Regions from separate parts of the Homo sapiens genome. Here region 1 is linked to region 2. A link is an interaction called in ENCODE POLR2A ChIA-PET data of the cell type or tissue named here. Cell type or tissue: B cell. All regions are shown on one strand. Each heading gives the region's core, and the rest is flanking DNA. Links, peaks and the distances in the headings are about the cores only. Region 1 has its middle 12 kb from the start of FGFR4. Region 2 overlaps NSD1 (nuclear receptor binding SET domain protein 1).

Region 1 (10,806 bases), core at 6,705-10,704, 140 kb after region 2:
TTGTTGGCCAGGCTTGAACTCCTGGCCACAGGAGATCTGCTGGCCTCAGTCTCCCAAAGGGCTGGGATTATAGGTGTGAGCCACCTTGCCCAGTGACAGATCTGGGTTTGAGTCCCGAAAACTCTTTGTGGTCACGGACAAATCACTTAACCTCAAGCCTCAGTTTCATCTTCTGTGAAATGGGAATAATACATCTTCCGTGAGGACTCAGTATGATGATGTATGTCAAGCACAATGCCAGTGCCTGGCATATACCCCTTGCTCACTGAAGAGTAGCCAATATGAATATTTGCAGCTATGGGCCTGGGACCCACCCAAAAGCATGGGCAACACCCTCCTGTGACCGAAAGGGAGGGACTGTGAGAATGACCCCTCCTCAGCCTTCATTTCTCCTCATTTCCCACCCGTCCTCAATTCTGGGTACATCTGTCTCCAGTTTATACTCTGAAGACAGCAGGGCTGTGAGTTACAGGTTGCCCAGGGCATTTTTGTGGAGGCAGAGAGTTTAGAGCTGATGACAGCCTGGGAGAGCTCTGGGGAGGCTTCCAAACCAAAGTGGATGGAGGGGAACTGGGGAGGAGGGATCTGAGTGAGGTTAGTCCCGGCTAACCTCACTCAGTTCTAACTACCCTGGGCTGGTCCTGGGGCTTCTCACAGCCTCAGTAGCACCCCCCGTCCCCTTATTCACTGGTCTCGGATACTCTAGACCTGTGGCCTGGCTTGCTAGGACAGGGGCTTTCAGGCTTTGCCAGACTCAGCCTCTCTAGACTTGGGCCTACAAGCCTCACACCCACCGGGTGTTGGCATGCACGTCTGTTTGGAGGAGGACCGACAGCTGGGAAGTGGCAGAGGCTGGGCTGGAAGGGTGAGAGGGTTGGTGGTCTCCAGGGAAGCGGGAAGTAAACTCGTGCCCTTCTGTACTTTGCCCGGTGCCCTGGACCATGGAGGGTTTCGTTGGGGTGTGAATAACAGAAACCTAAGTGAGCAGGGCCTAAATGAAACAGTGTATCCATCTCTCACTTAGCCCCACGTCCAGAGGTGGGTGTAGGTTGGTCTGAAGTCAGGGTTGAGGACTCGTCCGTTCTCCAGGTTTTTCTCTCATGGTCGCAAGATGTTGGCTTCAGCTGCTGCCGTCACATTTGTGCAGAGGCAGGAGGAAGGAAGAAGTTCCAGAGAGTTGAGTTTCCACACAGCAACTCCCAATTTCATTTCCTTGGCCAGACTGTGACACGGCCACCCCTAGCTGCAAAGGAAGCCAGGAAGTATATTCATTTTGCTGAACCCCTTGCTTCCCCTAACAAAACCAGGGGCTATCAAAAAGAAGCGGTGACTGGTTCCCAAAACGACTTTTTTTTTTTTTTGAGTCTCTCTGTCGCCCGGGCTGCAGTGCAGTGGCATGATCTTGGCTCGCTGCAACCTCCACCTCCCAGGTTCAAGCAAATCTCCTGCCTCACCCTCCTGAGTAGCTGGGATTACAGGTGTAAGCCACCACGGCTGGGTAATTTTTTGTATTTTTAGTAGAGACGGAGCTTCACCATGTTGGCCAGGCTGGTCTCAAACTCCTGACCTCAGGTGATCCACCTGCCTCAGCCTCCCAAAGTGCTGGGATTATAGGCGTGAGCCACCGTGCCTGGCCCCAAAATGACTTCTTTAAACTACGGATCTAACCAAGTCACTCCTCAGCTTTTATTTTTTTAAAATCATTTATTTATCTATTTATTTGAGACAGAGTCTCATGCCCAGGCTGGAGTGCAGTGGCATGATCTCGGCTCACTGCAACCTGTCTCCTGGGTTCAGATGATTCTCCTGCCTCAGCCTTCCAAGTACCTGGGATTACAGGCGTGTGCCACCATGCCTGGCTAATTTTTGTGTTTTTAGTAGAGACGGGTATCACCATGTTGGCCAGGCTGGTCTCGAACTCCTGGCCTCAAGTGATCCGCCTGCCTTGGCCTCCCAAAGTGCTGGGATTACAGACACTAGCTATTACGCCCGGCCAGCTTATTTTTATTAGAGACGGGGTCTTGTTACATTGCCAGATGGGATTTCAACTGTTAGGCTCGCAGGATCCTCCTGCCTCAGCCTCCCCATTAGCTGGGACTCCAGGCATGTGCCACTGTGCTGCCACTCCTCACCCTTAACTACTCTCCCCCCACCACCCACTGGCACCCCCAGCTCCTCAGCCTGACATTCAGGGCCCTCCAGGACTGGCCTCTGCTGCTCTCTGCTGTCCCAGCTCCAGTCTCCCCCAAGACACCTGCTGTTTCGCAGCTGCAGTGAGCTCCAGGTAGAGCCTCTGAATGTGCCTGACTGGCTGACACCGTGGCGTCTTTGCTTATGCTGCCTTTGTTGCTGAGCATTCTTCCTCTGGCCTGCCTATCTGTCCTCCCCGCTTTCCAGGCATTCTACCAGATACCTGCCATTCAGCAGGTATTTCTGGACTCCTCTCAGGCATTCCCTTTTCTTTTCTTTTCTTTTTTTGAGATGGAGTCTTGCTCTGTTGCCCAGGCTGGAGTGCAGTGGTGCAATCTCAGCTCACTGCAACCTCCACCTCCCGGGTTCAAGCAATTTTCCTGCCTCAGCCACCCGAGTAGCTGGGATTACAGGCACTCACCACCATGCCCAGCTAATTTTTATATTTTTAGTAGAGATGGGGTTTCACCATGTTGACCAGGCTGGGCTCGAGCTCCTGACCTCAGGTGATCCACCTGCCTCGGCCTCCCAAAGTGCTGGGATTACAGGCGTGAGCCACCGCGCCTGGCCAGGCATTCCTTTTTCTTTCAGATCCCTCCTGGCCACCCTAAACTGGACATTAAAACCCTTTTCCTCTCTCTGGTAACGACCCCTCAAACTTTTCTTGATGTCGTGGTCCTCCCCTACTAGCAGTCCACGGGGGACTGGATGAAACCAACACTCCTCCTTGGCATTTATGGTGGACATGTGACCCAGACCTGGCTAAGGAGAATATTCCATCTCCCAGGCCATTGTGATTAAGTCAGAGATGAGCATGTGACCATGGGAGGGCCAATGGGAGCCAGTCTAGGTCTTTTATTGGAATGAATAGGAAACCAACTCTCTGAGAAGCTGAGCTGTGAATAGGGATGCCTAGAGTTGCTTGGGAGAGCTTCTCTGTGAAAGACAGCAATAAAGGAAACAAGAGGGCCAAGAGCTGGAGTGCACCCGGATCAAGCCTTGCCTGAAGCCATTCCTTCTTTGAACATTTCACTATGTGAACCAAATAATTTTTTCTTCGGCTAATCCTTTTTCTTAAACCCTTTATAAATAAAAGGCTCCTTCTCAGTAGAACACCCTTCCTTTGTGTCTCCACTCTCCTCTGTTGGCTCTTTGGCCATAGTACTCATTTGTTTACATGGCAGCAAATTCATCCTGTTTTCACTGCTATTTGTTTAAAACCTTTTAATAAATTTCCATGGCTTTTAGGAAAAAGACCTGTATTAGTTATCCATTGCTTCATAACACATTACTTTTAAACTTAACGACTTTACATAACAAATATTTGGCTGACTATTGGTGTTAAAGAAAAAATTATTCAAAGATACTTGTTTTTATGTTTATTTATTTATTTTTCTTGAGAGTCTCGCTCTGTCGCCCAAGCTGGAGTACAGTGGCGTGATCTCGGCTCACTGCAACCTCCGCCTCCTGGGTTCAAGCGATTCTCCAGCCTCAGCCTCCCAAGTAGCTGGGATTACAGGCACCTGTCACCATGCCCAGCTAATTTTTGTATTTTTAGTAGAGACGGGGTTTCACCATATTGGCCAGGATGGTCTCAAACTCCTGACCTCAAATGATCCACCCACCTCAGCCTCCCAAACTGCTGGGATTACAGGCGTGAGCCACCACGCCCGGCTCAACGATACTTATTAAAGCACAGTAAAGAAAACTTTATTCAGGACCATTGAGATAGTCACAGGGACCACTGCAATGGGATCTTGCAGAGGGGGAGAGAGATTGGGCTCCATTCTGAATACAGCATGGGCGAGTGGGAATTCTGAGCCAAGGAACAGAGTGGGGAGCAGTGAATGGAAAATGACTAAGAGGAAACGTTGGGGTAAAGGGGTTCTGTCCAAACTGACCCAACAGGATTCTTGCTGAAGACAGGCCCATCAGCCATCACCTGGGGGATGGTGGAGGAGGAGGAACCTGATCAGATATCGAAGATGGGCGGCAGTTCTTGCTAAACTAGACTTAGCAGGTTCTTTGCTAAAACTAGATTTTACAAGGAAGTGCACAGATGGACCTAGGAGAAGGCTCAGAAGCCTGACTAAAATTTGGCCAACCAAAGAATCTTTGTCATTGGTAGAAGACCTACATTTCTCTCAACAACAGCCTCTTGATAGGGCTGCTTGAGTGTTCCCACAACACGTTAGCTGGTTTCCCTCAGAGCTGGTGATCCAAGAGAGAAATATTGAAGCTGCAATGTAATGTATAACTTACTCTCAGACATCAGATTCTTGTCACTTCTGTCTTATTCTATTAGTTAAAAGTGAGTCACAGCCAGGCACAGTGGCTCACGCCTATAATCCCAGCACTTCAGGAGGCTGAGCGAGGAGGATTCCTTGAGCCTAGGAGTTTGAGACCAGCCTGGGCAACGGAGTGAGACCCTAATAAAAAATATTAGCCAGACGGGCGTGGTGGCTCACGCCTGTAATCCCAGCACTTTGGGAGGCTGAGGCAGGTCAATCGCCTGAGGTTGGGAGTTCGAGATCAGCCTGGTCAACCTGGTGAAACCCTGTATCTATTAAAAGTACAAAAATTAGCTGGGCGTGGTGGCGGGTGCCTGTAATTCCAGCTAATTGGGAGGCTGAGACAGGAGAATCGTTTGAACCCAGGAGGCAGAGTTTGCAGTGAGCCGAGATTGCACCACTGCACTCTAGCCTGGGCGACAAGAGAGAAACTCTGTCTCAAAAAAAAAGGAAAAAAAAATTAGCCAGGCACAGTGGCGCATGCCTGTAGTTCCAGCTACTCAGGAGGCTGAGGTGGGAGGACTGTTTGAGCCCAGGAGATCGAGGCTGCAGTGACCTATGATTGTGCCATGCACTCCAGCCTGGGGGACACAGCAAGACCTTGAGTCAATCAATCAATCAGTAAGTAAAGTGAATTGCTACTTACAGCCCATATTAGGGGATATAGGGTAGAAATTAAACTTGACCTATTGAAGGGAGGAGTATTAAAAAGTGTAGATTTTTTTGTTTGTTTGTTTTTTGAGACGGTGTCTGGCTCTGTCGCCCAGGCCGGGGTACAGTGTTACTCATCTCGGCTCACTGCAACCTCTGCCTCCTGGGATCAAGCCATTTTCCCGCCTCAGCCTCATGAGTAGCTGGGATTACAGGCACCCACCACCATGCCCGGCTAGTTTTTTTTTGTATTTTTAATAGAGACGGGGTTTCACCATGTTGTCCAGGCTGGTCTTGAACTCCTGATCTCATGATCCACCTGCTTTGGCCTCCCAAAATGCTGGGATTACAGGCGTGAGCCACCATGCCCGGCCAAAATGTAGATATATTTTATTTTTATTTAAAAAAAATTCTTTTTTTTTTGAGACGGAGGGAGTCTTGCTCTGTCGCCCAGGTTGGAGTGCACTGGCGCGATCTCGGCTCACTGCAAGCTTCGCCTCCTGGGTTCATGCCATTCACCTGCCTCAGCCTCCCGAGTAGCTGGGACTACAGATGCCCACCACCATGCCCGGCTAAATTTTTGTATTTTTAGTAGAGACGGGTTTCACCGTGTTAGCCAGGATGGTCTCGTTCTCCTGACCTCGTGATCCGCCCGCCTCGGCCTCCCAAAGTGCTGGGATTACAGGTGTGAGCCAACTTGCCCGGCCAGGAATCCCTCCTCTGTCTGACCTAACTGCCCTCTGCCCTGGAGCTGCTCAGCCTCTATCAATTTTTCTGGCTCTCAGCGAACGTTTTCATTCAGTTGCAAGACACAGAAACTCAAATTCAAACCTGCTTACACAAAATAGTGAATGTACTGGCTCATGCACTTTTTAAAGAGATGAGGTCTGTTGTGCTGCCCAGGCTGGATGTGAACTCCTGGGCCTAAGAAATTCTCCTGCCTTAGTCTCCTGAGTAGCTGGGACTACAGGAGCATGACTGTAAGTCCTGGTGTGAATCAGGCTCCAGAAACAGCTTGATCCTGGTTCCCAACAGTATGGTCAAAACTCATTCTCTCTTCTGTCTTCTTCTCTATGACAGGTGCTCCCTAAGAAGTGACAAAGAAGGCCACTAACAGCTCTGGGCTCGAGACATTCCCACTTGGCAACTTCTCAACTGTTCTGGCAAAAGCCAGGAGAGTGGAGGTCTTCCCCACCCGGACTACATAAGCTGAGGGTGGGGTTTTTCAAAGAAAAGCTTATTATAGGAAGAAGGGTAAACAGACACTAGGAAGCTTCTGATTATTATACCTAGTGATTCTGTGAGCCTTTACTGCACAAACTGTTCCCAAACTTAATTATTTAAAACAATGTATTATTTCTCACAATTCTGTGATTAGCTGGGCTCAGGTGGCAGTTCTGCTTATGCTGTGGATTGGCTATGCTAGAGGGTCTGGGATGTCCTCCCTCACATGTATGGAGCTGGCTGTTGGCTTCTCTCTCTACCTGGTCTGTGGTCGCCACATGGTCTAGCCCAAACTTCCTTTCACAGGGTCAGGAACGGAAGCTGCATGAGCACTTAAGTCCTAACCTTGGAAGTCGTACAGTCATGTTACTGAATTCTCTGATCAAAGCAACTCACAAGACTAGTTCAGATTCAAGAGACTGGGAAATGGACCCCCCCCCTCCCCCGCCCGCCCGATCTTGATGGGAGCAATGATAAAGTCACATTGCAAAAGGACACAGGCACAGGGAGGCAATGATTCATGGGAGGCCATTATTGAAACAATCAACTGTGTTCCACAACTCGCCTCTTCTAGTTCCTTTCACTAAGCCTCCTCCCACCCCAGCAACCTGGCTCCTTTGACCTTCATGACCACTAGAGGATCATCTCCCTCAATAAGTCTTTCCGGCCAGGTGCGGTGGCTCACGTCTGCAATCCCAGCACTCTGGTAGGCCGAGGTGGGAGGATCGTTTGAGCTCAGGAGTTCAAGACCAGCCTGGGCAACACAGTGGGACCTTGTGTCTACAAAAAATAAGATAATTAGCTGGGTGTGGTGGTGTGCGCCTGTAGTCCCAGCTACTCGGGAGGCTGAGGTGGGAGGATCACTTGAGTCAGTGAGGTCGAGGCTGCAATGAGCTGTGTTTGCACCACTGCATTCCAGCCTGTGTGACAGAGTGAGACGCTGTTTCAAAAAACAAACAAAATAAATGTCTTTCCTGTGAAATCCCAGCAATGGTCCCTACCAGACCATACCCATTTTTATTCATTTATTCATTAATGTATTCAATCACCAAGCAGTTATTAAAACATAAGCACAGTCCTATGCTAGGGACCAGGGATGCAGTATCATAAGACCCAATTCCTGCCCTCAAGCAGTTTCTAGTCTAAAAGAAGAGACAGGGAATTAGATCATCGTAACACAGCATATTAAGGGCTATGCTAGAGGGGAACACAGGGCATCTGGGAACACAAAGGGCAGCCAACTTGGCCTTGGGGGCCAGTGATCTCTGGATGAGTGGAGGTCCCCAGGTTGACAAGGGGAGCTGGAGCAAGTATTAGGCAGAAATCTTGGTTGCAAGTTATAGAAACTCAACTGACTTAAAGAAAAGTCATAACTAAAAAGTCCTGGGGGATATTAGCTTCAGGCATAGCTGGATCCAGGTAGTCATCAGAAATGAGTCTCTCCTTATCTGGAGTACAGTGGTGTGATCTCGGCTCACTGCAACCTCCGCCTCACGGGTTCAAGCAATACTCCTGCCTCAGCCTCCTGAGTAGCTGGGACTACAGACGTGCGCCACCACGCCTGACTAATTTTTGTATTTTTAGTAGAGACAGGGTTTCATCATGTTGGCCAGCTGGCCTTGAACTCCTGACTTCAAGTAATCTGCCTGCTTTGGCCTCCCAAAGTACTGGGGTTACAGGTGTGAGCCACCGAGCCCGGCCTCCTCTGTGTTGGCTTAGTTCTGAAGCAGGCTGTCCTTACATGCTGGACACTAACAGCTGAAGACTATGACTGTGATTACTCAGTCGGGTCACAGGCTCACTCCTGGAATCAGAGAGCAGGGCCAGTCCCTCGGAACCACAGGATCTGAGAATGGAGCAGGTTTGTCACCCAAAGGAGAAAAGGAAAAGAAGGGCTGTGGAGCTGGCCTGACATCAGGTGTACTTCTAGACAGGTGACTAAGTTACAGCCCTCAAACAGAGAGGGCCTCCTGAGGGAAATGTCCTGAGGGAAGGGGAAATCGGCCTTGGGAATGAGCAGAAGTGCTAAGATCAAATCTCTCTCCAAGGCTACTTCTTGGTTGTGTAAGCTCTGCAAGACTTTGTCCCTGACTTTCTCCTGTGAAATCAAGTCTTTGCCAGTTGTCCTGAGGGTTAACTGAAATAGCATATACAGGGGCTCGTGAAGTCACCCTGTTCTCTTCCCATTAAATCAAACAGTAAAGTCCCAGGGCTGGTCTACCTTGCTAGAAAAAAGAAGCTGACTCCACCTAGTGGCTAATGGGGTCATTGCACTGAAGAGTTGAACATTTACAGAACTGCGTTCTGATATTCCTAGACAGATGAAGCAGCATATATGAACAGTAAGCTTGGGAGAGACAGGCCGGGGACGGGTCTGCCCTGTCTCTGTAACAGGGCTTTGCACAGGGCAGAGAGGTGAGGTTAGGTGGATGGATGGTCAGAGGGAGAAAGTGTTCTTCCTATTGTATTTTACACTAGTGACTGCTCATCAGAGCATCTGGTTTGGGGGTGGGGACAGCTCATCTGGCAGGGACTGCTGTGAGGGAAGGAAGGGCTTTCTTCTTCTTCTTCTTTTTTTTTTTTTGAGACAGAGTCTCGCTCTGTCGCCCAGGCTGGAGTGCAGTGGCACGATCTCAGCTCACTGCAAGCTCCGCCTCCCGGGTTCATGCCATTCTCCTGCCTCAGCCTCCCGGTAGCTGGGACTACAGGCACCCGCCACTACGACCAGCTAATTTTTTGTATTTTTAGTAGAGATGGGGTTTCACCGTGTTAGCCAGGATGGTCTCGATCTCCTAACCTTGTGATCCGCCCACCTCAGCCTCCCAAAGTGCTGGGATTACAGGCGTGAGCCACCGCGCCTGGCGCCTGGCCCCTTTTTTCTTTCTTTCTTTTTTTTTTTTTTAAGAGGCTCCCATTATGTTGCCCAGGCTGGATTTGAACTCCTGGGCTCAAGCGATCCTCCTGCCTCAGCCTCCCGAGCAGATGGGATTGCAGGCACGTGCACCACACCTGGCTTAGGGCTCTGGGAGGAAACTCTACCTGTTCATTGCTACTTCTTCAGGATTTGAGCTGGGAACTGTGATTTCTTCTAACTTCCACTTCACAAGGCCTCAGGTCACATATAGCTGGTGGCAGTGCTCAGACCAACACTTAGGGCTCCTGAATCCCAGGCCCTTGTCCCTCATGCCACCCCTCATTGGCTGCTATACAGGTACATGTCTAGATCTGTGTCTGCACTGGTGGGTTGTTATATTCAAACAGCTGCTTTGCATCTAGCTCTGGGCTAAGAGTATGCTTCCACTTCCTCTTGGTTCCATTTCATGCATGATTCCATTTCTTCCCCTCAGGTGTGACACCTCAGTAGTGTCACTGGCCAAAGAGCCTTGGGCCTGGGATAAGCAGGGGCTCCCCAGTAGTGGAGGGTGACTTTTCGCTGGGCCCCAGTAAAGAATCACTTCTAGCCACTATGCTACTTTTCCCCCCGCCTCAGTCAGACCGGATTACTGAATCTTATTACATGGGGCTATGCCAGATGCCATCTGCTTGTGGCCTTACCCCCGCTCCAGGGGGACTCAGGGCTTACTTCAGGTCAACAATAGAAAGAGCAGCAGCTATCATTTATATAGCATTTATCATGTGTAAGGCACTATTATTTCATATCCACCTATTCTTTTAATTCTCATGATCACCCTGTGAGGTAGGTACTAATGTTCCACCCCGAGGCAGCTTTGCGATGGCAGAGCTGGGATCTGAACCTTAGCTGCTTGCTTCCCAGAACCTGAGTTTTCGCCACTACGCTAGACTGCCTCTCCAGAGCTGATGCCTCTCTGAGACCCTCCCTAGGCACTGGAGCCATGAGCAGGGGCTCCCTCATATGCTTGCCTGCTGTATTGTGGGTCCTGGGTATTGATTTCTGAGGCCATTCGAGGCTACAAAATTCAAACCTGTCTTGAGCATGCTAAAAGTAAGAAGGGCCCTGATTTCAAGTCAGGAACTATGGATTCAAATTCCTGGGTACCACCAGAATGGCCAATATTAAAAAAACTGACAACACCAAGTGCTAACCAAGACGTGGAGCTGCTGGAGCTCCCACACACTGCTGGTGAGGATGTAAGTCAATAGAGCCACTTTGGAAAACTGTTTGGCAGTGTCTAGACAAGCTAAACATATGCCTACTCTATGATTCCACGCCTGAGTAGATGAGTGAACATGTGTACCAAGCAGCATGTAAAAAATCCTTCACAGCAGTTTTATTTATGATACCCCCAAACTAGAAACAACCCAGTTGTCCCTCAACAGGATGGCTGGGCCAGGCTTGGTGGCTCACGCTTGTAATCCCAGCACTTTGGGAGGCTAAGGTGGGTGGATCGCTTGAGCCCAGGAGTTTGAGACCAGCCTGGGCAACAGGGTGAGACGCCATCCCTACAAAAAATACGAAAAACTAGCTGGC
Region 2 (4,000 bases), core at 1-4,000:
AACAGCCTGGGCAACATGGTTGGACCCCGTCTCAATTTTACTAAAAATTAAAAAAAAAAAAAAAAAAACAGAGATCCCTGAAATAAATCACATACATGGTCAAATGACCTTCGACAACAGTGCCAAGACTACACAATGGGGAAAAGATAGTCTCTTTAACAGATGGTATTGTGAAAACTGGATATGCACATGCTGAAGAACGAAGATGAACTCTCATTTTACACCTTACATAAAAATTATCATAAAATAGATCAAAGACCTAAACATAAGACCTCCAACTATGAAACTCCTAGAAGAAAACAGACGAAAAAACTTCATGATATTGGAAGGAACAAGAATTTCCTGGCTATGAGACCCAAAGCACAAGTAAAAATTTTTTAAAAAGCAAAAATGGAAAAAAAAAATCACATTAACTTCTACACAGCAAAGAAAACAGTCAACAGAGTGAAAAGGCAGGTACAAAATGGGAGAAAATACTTGCAAATCATACATCAGATAATTGGTTAATATCCAGGATATATGAATAACTCTTATACCTCATTTTTTAAAAATAACAAGATTTAAAAATATGCAAAGGGATATGCACAGTAGCTCATGTCTGGAATCCCAGCATTTTGGGAGGCCAAAGTGGGAACATCATTTGAGCCCAGTAGTTGAAGACCAGCCTGGGCAGCATAGCCAGAAACCTGTCTCTACAAAAAAACACAAAAATTAGCCAAGTGTGGTGGCATGCACCTGTACTCCCAGCTACTCAGGATGCTGAGATAGGAGGATCACTTGAGCCCAGGAGTTTGAGGCTGCAGTGAGCTATAACTGCACCACTGTATTCCACCCTAGGTGACAAAGAGGCCCAGTATCATTAAAAACATATGTATATGGACAAAGGACTTATAAAATGATGCAGCAATTATGCAAAACACTATAGAGGTTCATCAAATTAAAAGTAGGCCGGGTGCGGTGGCTCACACCTATAATCCCAACACTTTGGGAGGCCGAAGCAGGAGGATCACTTAAGGTCAGGAATTTGAGACCAGCCTGGCTAACATGGCAAAACCACTGTAATCCCAGCTACTTGGGAGGCTGGGGCACAAGAATTGCTTGAGCCCAGGAGGCAGAGGTTGCAGTGACTTGAGATCGCATCATTATACTCCAGCCTGGGTGACAGAGGGAGACCCTTGTCTCAAAAAAAAATAAAAATAAAAGTAGAATTACCCTATGTTCCACCAATGCCATTCTAGGTATTTATCCAAAAGAAATGAACATCACTGGGTGCAGTTGCTCATGCCTGTAATCCCAGCACTTTGGGAGGCCGAAGCAGGCAGACCACCTGAGGTCAGGAGTTCGACACCAGCCTGGCCAACATGGTGAAACCCCATCTCTACTAAAAATACAAAGTTAGCTAGGCGTGGTGGTATATGCCTGTAATCCCAGCTACTTGAAAGGCTGAGGCAGAATTGCTTGAGCCCAGGAGGCAGAGGTTACAGTGAACTGAGATTGTGCCATTGCACTCCGGCCTGGGCAACAAGAGCGAAACTCCATCTCAAAAAAAAAAAAAAAATTGAAAACCAGATCTCAGAGATATCTGCATATCCATGTTCACTGTAGCATTACTCACAATAGTCAAGATGTGGAAGCAATCTAAATGTCCATCAACCAATGAACTGATAAAGAAAAGATGCTTTAGTATGGAAAAGAAAAAGTATGTTGGAATATTATTCAGCCATAAAAAAAGGTTATCGGCAGGGCGTGGTGGCTCATGCTTTTAATCCCAGCACTTTGGGAGGCCAAGGCGGGTGGATCACGAGGTCAGGAGATCGAGACCATTCTGGGGAACATGGTGACACCCTGTCTCTACTAAAAATACAAAACAAATTAGCCAGGCATGGTGGCATGTGCCTGTAGTCCAAGCTACTTAGGAGGCTGAGGCAGGAGAATTGCTTGAACCCACGAGGCAGAGGCTGCAGTGAGCCGAGAACCCACGAGGCAGAGGATGCAGTGAGCTGAGATCACGCCACTGCACTCCAGCCTGGGTGACACAGTAAGACTCTGTCTCAAAAAAAAAAAAAAAAAGGTGATCCTGTCATATGCTACAACATGGATGAACCTTGAAAACATTATGCTAAGTGAAATGTGAAATAACCCAATCACAAAACAACAAATACTGCATGATTCCACTTACATGAGATGTCTAAAGTAATCAAATTCACAGAAGCAGAAAGAATGTTAGTTGTCATGGATTGAACAAAGGAGAAAATCAGGAGTTGTTGTTCAATGGGTATAGAGTCTCAGTCAAGCAAAACGAAAATGTCCTGGAGATCTGCTGTTGTACATGTACATGATTCATGACACTATAATACACACTTAAATACTGTTTTTTTGTTTGTTTATTTTGAAATGGGGTTTCGCTCTGTCTCCCAGGCTGGAGTGCAGTGGCGCAATCTCAGCTCACTGCAACCTCCACTCACTGCAACCTCCACCTCCCGGGTTCAAGTGATTCTCCTACCTCAGCCTCCCGAGTGGCTGGTATTACAGGAGCGCGCCACCATGCCCAGCTAATTTTTGTATTTTTAGTAGAGATGGGGTTTTGCCATGTTGGCCAGGCTGGTCTTGAACTCCTGACCTCAGGTGATCCATCAGCCTTGGCCTCCCAGAGTGCTGGAATTACAGGCGTGAGCCACCGCACCTGGCCGTAAATACCGTTAAAGAGTAAATCTCACTCTAGCCTGGGCAACAGAGCCAGACCCTATCTCAAAAAAAAAACCAAAAAAGGTACATTTAGGTTACATGCTTTTTAACCATAATTTTAGAAGAAGACAGAAGAACTGATACATACTACAAGAGGCATGAACCAGAAAACATTAAACTAAGTAAGGGAAACCAGACCCAAAAGGACCATATATTGTATGATTCCATTTCTATGAAATGTACACAATAGACAAATCTACAGATTGGTAAAAACTGAAGGCAGGGCTGGGCACAGTGGCTCACGCCTGTAATCCCAGCACTTTGGGAGGTGGAGGCGGGCGGATCACAAGGTCAGGAGATCAGAGACCATCCTGGCTAACACAGTGAAACCCCGTCTCTACTAAAAATACAAAAAAAAATTAGCTGGGTGTGGTGGCGGGCGCCTGTAGTCCCAGCTACTCAGGAGGCTGAGGCAGGAGAATGGCGTGAACCCGGGAGGCGGAGCCTGCAGTGAGCCGAGATCACGCCACGGCACTCCAGCCTGGGTAACAGAGCGAGACTCCGTCTCAAGAAAAAAAAAGAAAAAAAAACCTGAAGGCAGATTGACAAGAGTTCTGTGTTTCTGTCTGGGATGATGCAAATATTCCACAATTGATCGCACTGATTGTTGCACAACTCTGTGACTATACTACAAACCACTCAATTAAAAACGTTAAAAGCTGAATTTTATGATATGATAACTGCATTTTCAATAAAGCTGTTAGAGAAAAATCTACTATGATACACAGTTTTGAGAATCTTATGTTAATGGATATTGCTGTAAAAAAGAAAAAAATATGTATATACATGTATACACACACTGCTTTATCCTCAACTGTATACTGTGTAATGTTAGTATCTTGAAAGATTTCTGTTTTCCATCTGCTGCTAGGTACAACACTTGGGTACTTCTGGTATTTTTATTTGTTCATAATCCTCATTCCAGTAGGAATTTAAGACACCTAAGACCTTCAAATAAGTACTACAGAATACTTGCAGTTTTTTCAAAAGCGCATGTGGTTCATCAAATTGTCCACAAAACAGAAGGACCTATCTTAAGTAATGGTCAAAGAAAACCTAACATCCAGCCAGATGCAGTGGCTCACGCCTGTATCCCAGCACTTTTGGTGGGCGGATCACTTGAGTTCAGTTCAAGACCAGCCTGGCCAACGTGGTGAACCCTCATCTCTACTAAAAATACAAAAATTACCAGGTATGGTGGCGGGTGCCTTAAGAAAAAAAAAAGAAACTACCATCCAATAGAATCTATTTGCTT

The links. ChIA-PET counts read pairs that join two places held together with the same protein. Peaks named below come from ENCODE experiments on the same cell type or tissue, not always from the same donor. Only the 100,000 strongest peaks of a DNase experiment are listed, where the experiment ranks them.
Region 1: POLR2A ChIA-PET joins it to region 2 with 6 read pairs; 4 of 35 experiments call an interaction of 5 or more read pairs at or near these places.

Annotation. Positions count from the first base shown.
Region 1 is chr5:177,069,819-177,080,624 of GRCh38, reverse strand. It overlaps a transcript of ZNF346 not described here. Among named protein-coding and RNA genes, the nearest start is that of FGFR4, 12 kb to the left of the region's middle. In B cell, for the core only: CTCF peaks have their summits at 8,417 and 8,616 (motif pointing left); DNase peaks (open chromatin) are centred at 8,744 and 9,614; H3K4me3 peaks cover 1,034 bases; H3K27ac peaks cover 2,739 bases.
Region 2 is chr5:177,212,739-177,216,738 of GRCh38, reverse strand. The region is part of intron 5 of NSD1 (nuclear receptor binding SET domain protein 1); the gene reads right to left. Among named protein-coding and RNA genes, the nearest start is that of NSD1, 81 kb to the right of the region's middle. In B cell, for the core only: no CTCF peak of the experiment used is centred there; no DNase peak of the experiment used is centred there; H3K27ac peaks cover 311 bases.